Linked DNA regions of Homo sapiens: region 1 is linked to region 2. The links are chromatin loops, found by intact Hi-C in ENCODE. Cell type or tissue: ovary. All regions are shown on one strand. Each heading gives the region's core, and the rest is flanking DNA. Links, peaks and the distances in the headings are about the cores only.

Region 1 (2,909 bases), core at 222-2,721, 47 kb after region 2:
ATATATAAAGTATATATATTTATATATATTATATAGATATAGTTATAGATATAGATTTTTTTTTAATAGAGCGGTGGGTCTCGTTATGTTGCCCACGCTGGTCTTGCACTCCTGGCTTCAAGTCATCCTCTCACCTCAGTCTCCAAAGTGCTGAAATTACAAGCGTGAGCCACTGCACTGGGCTAAGTAATTATTTTTAATTGTGGTAAAATATACATGATATGAAATTTTACACACCTTTTACAGTCATACAAAATATTAATAATAATGTTCAATTTAGGGAGCAAGAGAAAAACTCTCAGAATCTAGTATTATTGTAATCATTCCACAAGATTGAAATAGTGGTTTACCAGGTTGAAAAAACTAACTGGGTATGCAGGACTGGGTTAGCAGTTTCTACCATGAAGCCTGTTGAAGGCACCAGGGTCTGTAGCTGTCTTTTACTTTTGTCCCTTGCTGCCTCCTCAGCTGAAGAATGGTGAGTAATTTATCCAATTTAAGTTTAAAATTGCCAGCCTGGGCAACATAGTAAGACCCTGACTCTACAAGAAATTTAAAAATTAGCCTGGTATGGTGGCACACGCCTGTAGTCTTAGCTACTCAGAAAGAAAATAAAGCAGAGAAAGGAAATTGGGAACATGTGTTGAGGCCATAATATACAGTATGTATGATTCCATTGCCTTTTTTTTTTTTTTTTCGAGACGGAGTCTTGTTCTGTCGCCCAGGCTGGAGTGCAATGGGGCGATCTCGGCTCACTGCAACCTCCGCCTCTCAGGTTCAAGCAATTCTCCTGCCTCAGCCTCCCAAGCAGCTGGGACTACAGGGACCCGCCACCACACCCGGCTAATTTGTGTATTTTTAGTAGAGACGGGGGTTTCACCACATTGGCCACGCTGGTCTCAAACTCCTGACCTTGTGATCCACCCACCTCAGCCTCCCAAAGTGCTGAGATTACAGGCACCGTGCCCAGCCCCTGCCCCTCTCCTTTTTTTTTTTTTTTAAAGAGACAGGGTCTCACTCTGTCACCCAGGCTAGAATACAGTGCCATGATCATAGCTCAGTGAATGATCTATGGCCTAGGGCCAGGAGTTCAAGGTTACAGTGAGCTATGCTCGAGCCACTGTACCCTAGCCTGAGTGACAGAGTAGGTCCTTGCCTCTAAAAAACTAACAATAAAAATTAGGCCGGGTGAGGTGGCTCACGCCCGTAATCCCAGCACTTTGGGAGGCCAAGATGGCCTGATCACCTGAGATCAGGAGTTTGAGACTAGCCTGGCCAACATGGTGAAACCCTGTCTCTACTAAAAATACAAAAATTAGCCAGGCATGGTGGCTCATGCCTGTAATCTCAGCTACTCAGGAGTCTGAGGCAGGAGAATCGCTTGAACCCAGGAAGCGAAGGTTGCAGTGAGCCAAGATCGTCCCACTACACCCCAGCCTGAATGACAGAGGAGTGAGACTCCATCTCAAAAAAATAAAAATAAATAAATAAATATTTTTAAAAAACTAATAATAAAAATAAATTTAAAGTTGTTTTTAACTGAAGAGCAACTTTTTAAAAATTTCTTCTCTTCTCCCACTGACTCAAGTTCCAAGGTTCAGTAGTTTTATTTATCTTCCAGCTGAAAAACTGGAAAAACAGTGCTGTGTTTACTTTAAAATAAATGGGTACACTGTCTGTCAGGTACAGCTGCTCAAGACCCACGGCCCATCCACCAGAACACTCCATCCTCACGGAGCAATAAGGGAGGAGGCCCACCGCTCATGACTGGCCTGTCTGTTCTTGGAATGTAAAGTGCTGTAATAACCCTCTGCTTAAAAGATTTTTAAATAAATAGGAGGTTGTTTTCTTTTTCTTTCTCTTTTTGAATCTGGTAGACACACGAGGAAAGAGAAGAAACACACACAGAACATGGACAGCATAAAGTACGGAGCTTTTCAAAATCAACTTCACCTTTCATGGTGGTGTGGGTACAGGAATTCTCAAATCGCCTTCTGTGCATTACAGATGTGAAGGAATTTGTAAATATTTATAAATAGTGTTGAGTGCCAGGGTTCTCATGAGAGTGGAGGAAGGTTAGGAAGAGCCCTGTGGAGCTGAGTTGGAATTGGATTGGTGGCTTCAGTACAAATTCATAGTGTTTAATATACAGGTTCAGTAGCCAGGCACAGGACCGCATGCCTGTAGTTCCAGCAACTCTGGAGGCTGAGGCAAGAGGATCGCTTGAGCCCAGGAGTTCGAGGCTACAGTTACCTATGATCACACCACTGCACTGCAGCCTAGACGACAGAGCAAGACCTTGTCAAAAACAAACAAACAAACAAACGACCCCACATTTGGTATGCAAGGTACCTGACTTTATTTTCCCTCAAGTGGTTTAGCTTACTGGTTCTCAAACAAGTGTGTCCCCGAATCCCAAGGGCTTGTTGGCCTGAGAATTTAGGTGTCTGACATATTTCCTGGAGATGCTTGTGCCACTGGCCTCAGGATCACACTTCAAAAACCACTGGGTTAGCTGATGATCTTAATGCCACTTGTTTGCCTTTCTCTTCTGATTTTAAATGCCATCTTTATCACATAGTAAATTTTACCTATATTGGATTATGTTGGGACAAAAATATATGATGGGGACATGTGAAAAGATACAGCAGCAAGCTTGAAGAGGCAGCCACTGGCCAAGCCAGAGATCATTTTAGCATGAAATCAACACCAGAGGCCAGGCACAGTGGCTCACAGCTGTAATCCCACAGCACTTTGGGACGCCAACGTGGGAGGATCACTAGAGCCCAAAAGTTTAAGACCAGCCTTGGGCAACATGGTGAAACCCTGTCTCTACAAAAATACAAAAAATAAAAATAAAAAATTTAGCCAGCACACACCTGTAGTCCCAGCTACTCTGGAGGCTGAGG
Region 2 (2,909 bases), core at 243-2,742:
TGAGCCATCACGCCCAGCCTTTCTGTATCTTGATTATGATAGTGACTACCTGGCTGTATGCTTTTGTCAAAACTTACAGAACTATACACTAGTAAGGGTAAATTTTACTGTTTGTAAATTATAGTAACTTAATAATTTAAAAAAGCCATTTGTGGAGAAAATGTAAAAGTGAGCAAAAGTTGTAGAAGGCAGGTATGGCGTGAGGGTATGGTCAAAAAAACAGCAAGAATGTGGATGGGAATGTGATTCAGGCAAAATTCAAGACCCTACAAACATTTCTAAATTAATACATGTAGGATTCTATAAAGACTAGGGACATATCTCTCCCAAATGCCGAGAATTCATGGCTAGGCCGGGGGTGGCGGCTCACACCTGTAATCCCAGCACTTTAGGAGGCCAAGGGCGGAGGACTGCTTGAGCCCAAGAGTGCAAACCCAGCCTGGCAGCACAGGGAGACCTCGTCTCCATAAAAAATTATTTTAAATTAGCCAGGTATAGTGGCAAGTGCCTGTGATCCCAGCTATGCGGGAGGCTGAGGTGGGAGAATCATTTGAGCTGGGGAGGTCGAGGCCGCAGTGAGCTGTGATCACACTCACACCACTACACTCTATCCTGGGCAATAGAGCAAGAGACCCTGTTTCCAAAAAAAAAAAAAAAAAAAAAAAAAAGAATTCATGGCTGGCTGGATACCAGGTTCCAAGCATACTTTTCTATCTTGGTAAAAGAGGCCCAGAATATGAAAGGGAGGTTCATTGACCCCAGATTCAGGCCCACTGGTATTCAAGTTCAGCAAAAGAGAAGTTTCAAGGTATAAAAACTGATTACTGGCCAGGCATGGTGGCTCATGCCTGTAATCCCAGCACTTTGGAAGGCCGAGGTGGTTGGATTGCCTGAGGTCAGGAGTTCGAGACCAGCCTGGGGAATGGAGGCTGCAGTGAGCTGAGAGAGATCCTGCTGCTGCGCTCCAGCCTAGGTGACACAGCGAGACTCCATCTCAAAAAAACAAAACAAGGGCCAGGCGCGGTAGCTCACGCCTGTAATCCCAGCACTTTGGGAGGCCGAGGTGAGTGGATCACCTGAGGTCGGGACTTCCAGACCTGTCTGACCAACATGGAGAAATCCCGTGTCTACTAAAAATACAAAATTAGCCGGGCATGGTGGCGAATGCCTGTAATCCCAGCTACTCAGGAGGCTGAGGCAAGAGAATCACTTGAACCCTGGAGGCTGAGGTTGCAGTGTGCCGAGATCACACCATTGCACTCCAGCCGGGGCAACAAGAGCGAAAGTCTGTCTCAAAACAAACAAACAAAACAAAACAACCTGATTATTGATTTTCCTCCTATAAAACAGGCACAAAAAGTAAAATTACCTAATAAAACTCCTCTCACATTCCAATCCGGGTAAGCGGTATTTGCCTAGGATTACTAGAACCAAGAGGGCTCCCCACCTCAAGTCTGTCCTTCCTCTGAGCACACTCTTAACTGGTCATTGTCTTTTAATAGCTGCATGGAAAAAAAAATTCAGTGGAGCTGGGCCAGTTTCCAGCAAGACAGAACCAGAAAGAAACAGGCACTTAAAATAGAAGCATGAAAAAATAAAAAAGGAAGCCGTAATGGGAAAAGAAACAGTGTCCACCACCCAGAGAAGCGCCAATAAATAAACCTACTCCCACCTGCACCCCCCTCAATTCTTCCTCCCCACTCAAATGTGGATTAGAAAAAAAAAAAAAAAGGAGAGGGCGGGTAAAAGGAGAAGTGAACCGGGAAAGGCACAATTAGAGTTAAAATGGGCCCCTTCTGGTCACTGCAAGCGCAATTTACGGCTCCATTCCACACCCTACCTCTGGACTGCCAGCCTCACAAATGACAGGGAAGGTAAAAATAAAATCGCTGCCAAGTCCATTCTAAATTACAGAAAGACTTCCGGAAGACAAACAATTTCCTTTTGCGCACCCTAGAGTACAGAGCAACCTTCTCAAAGGTGGCAATTTCATTAGACTAAAAAAACTCACCTTGAGAGAGAAGGTATAGTAAATGGTGACTTGTCCAATCTACTTCCAGGCCGTATGTTGGGCTTAGCTGAGAAGAGTGCTCAAATGCCCTCCCAAACTTCAAAGAGAGCTAGAGAGTTCAGAGGGGAAGTGTTCACCTGCTCAACGTGGCCATTGATGGCTTGAGGTACCCTGAACAGAGACAGCAGCCTGTGATTTGTCCTATGACCTGAGATCCCCTGACCCTGAATTATGAGTGCATAGGACACTGTTGCCGCTTAGGAGATGAGCATCCCCATCAACCTCCACTGTGCACAGGAGGAATCTCCATGGGGCTGGCCCCCAAGGAATGCAGAGCACAACCTGTACAGGTGCGCCAGAAAAGCCTCTTCACTTTCTCGCTACTGGCATCATTCCCTGTTTGAATCTGGCCCACTCACTGCCTCCTTTTACTATAGCTCCAGACCAGAAAGGACTACACAGGACCTTGAATGAATGGGGGACTACAGTATATTAGAGTGTTCTTTCTTTCCTTTTTTTTTTTTTAACTAGAGATCGAGTCTTGCTATGTTGTCCTGGCTGGTCTCAAACTCCTGGCCTCAAGCAATCCTCCAGCCTCGGCCTCCCAAAGTGTTGGGATTAGAGGCATGAGCTGGGTAGAGCATTATTTCTAAGTGTTCTGACACGACAAATCACAAGGCAGGAATTCAGCAGGACGGAGGCAGGCTCCAAAAAGAATATGTTCAATGGACATCCCTCAAAATACCTCTCTAGACCCCTACCAAGGGAGAGTCAGACCCTTTGCTGATCTACTTGCCCGGCATTCTCTTCCTGGACTTTCCACCCAGGTGGCCAAATTCCTAGGCCAAATCTCAGTCCAAATGTCCCTCATCTCCCAGGCTACAGTAAATTTCCTTTC

What was found. Hi-C counts contacts between places; a loop is a spot of excess contacts. Peaks named below come from ENCODE experiments on the same cell type or tissue, not always from the same donor. Only the 100,000 strongest peaks of a DNase experiment are listed, where the experiment ranks them.
Region 1: it touches region 2 in a loop (1.9-fold over the local background); 5 of 110 quality-filtered maps call a loop at or near these places.

What each region holds. Positions count from the first base shown.
Region 1 is chr16:69,813,576-69,816,484 of GRCh38, reverse strand. The region is part of intron 4 of WWP2 (WW domain containing E3 ubiquitin protein ligase 2); the gene reads right to left. Among named protein-coding and RNA genes, the nearest start is that of WWP2, 53 kb to the right of the region's middle. In ovary, for the core only: no CTCF peak of the experiment used is centred there; no DNase peak of the experiment used is centred there; H3K27ac peaks cover 1,111 bases.
Region 2 is chr16:69,860,468-69,863,376 of GRCh38, reverse strand. All of the region lies in intron 6 of WWP2 (WW domain containing E3 ubiquitin protein ligase 2), which reads right to left. Among named protein-coding and RNA genes, the nearest start is that of MIR140, 71 kb to the left of the region's middle. In ovary, for the core only: no CTCF peak of the experiment used is centred there; a DNase peak (open chromatin) is centred at 1,537; H3K4me3 peaks cover 464 bases; H3K27ac peaks cover 1,129 bases.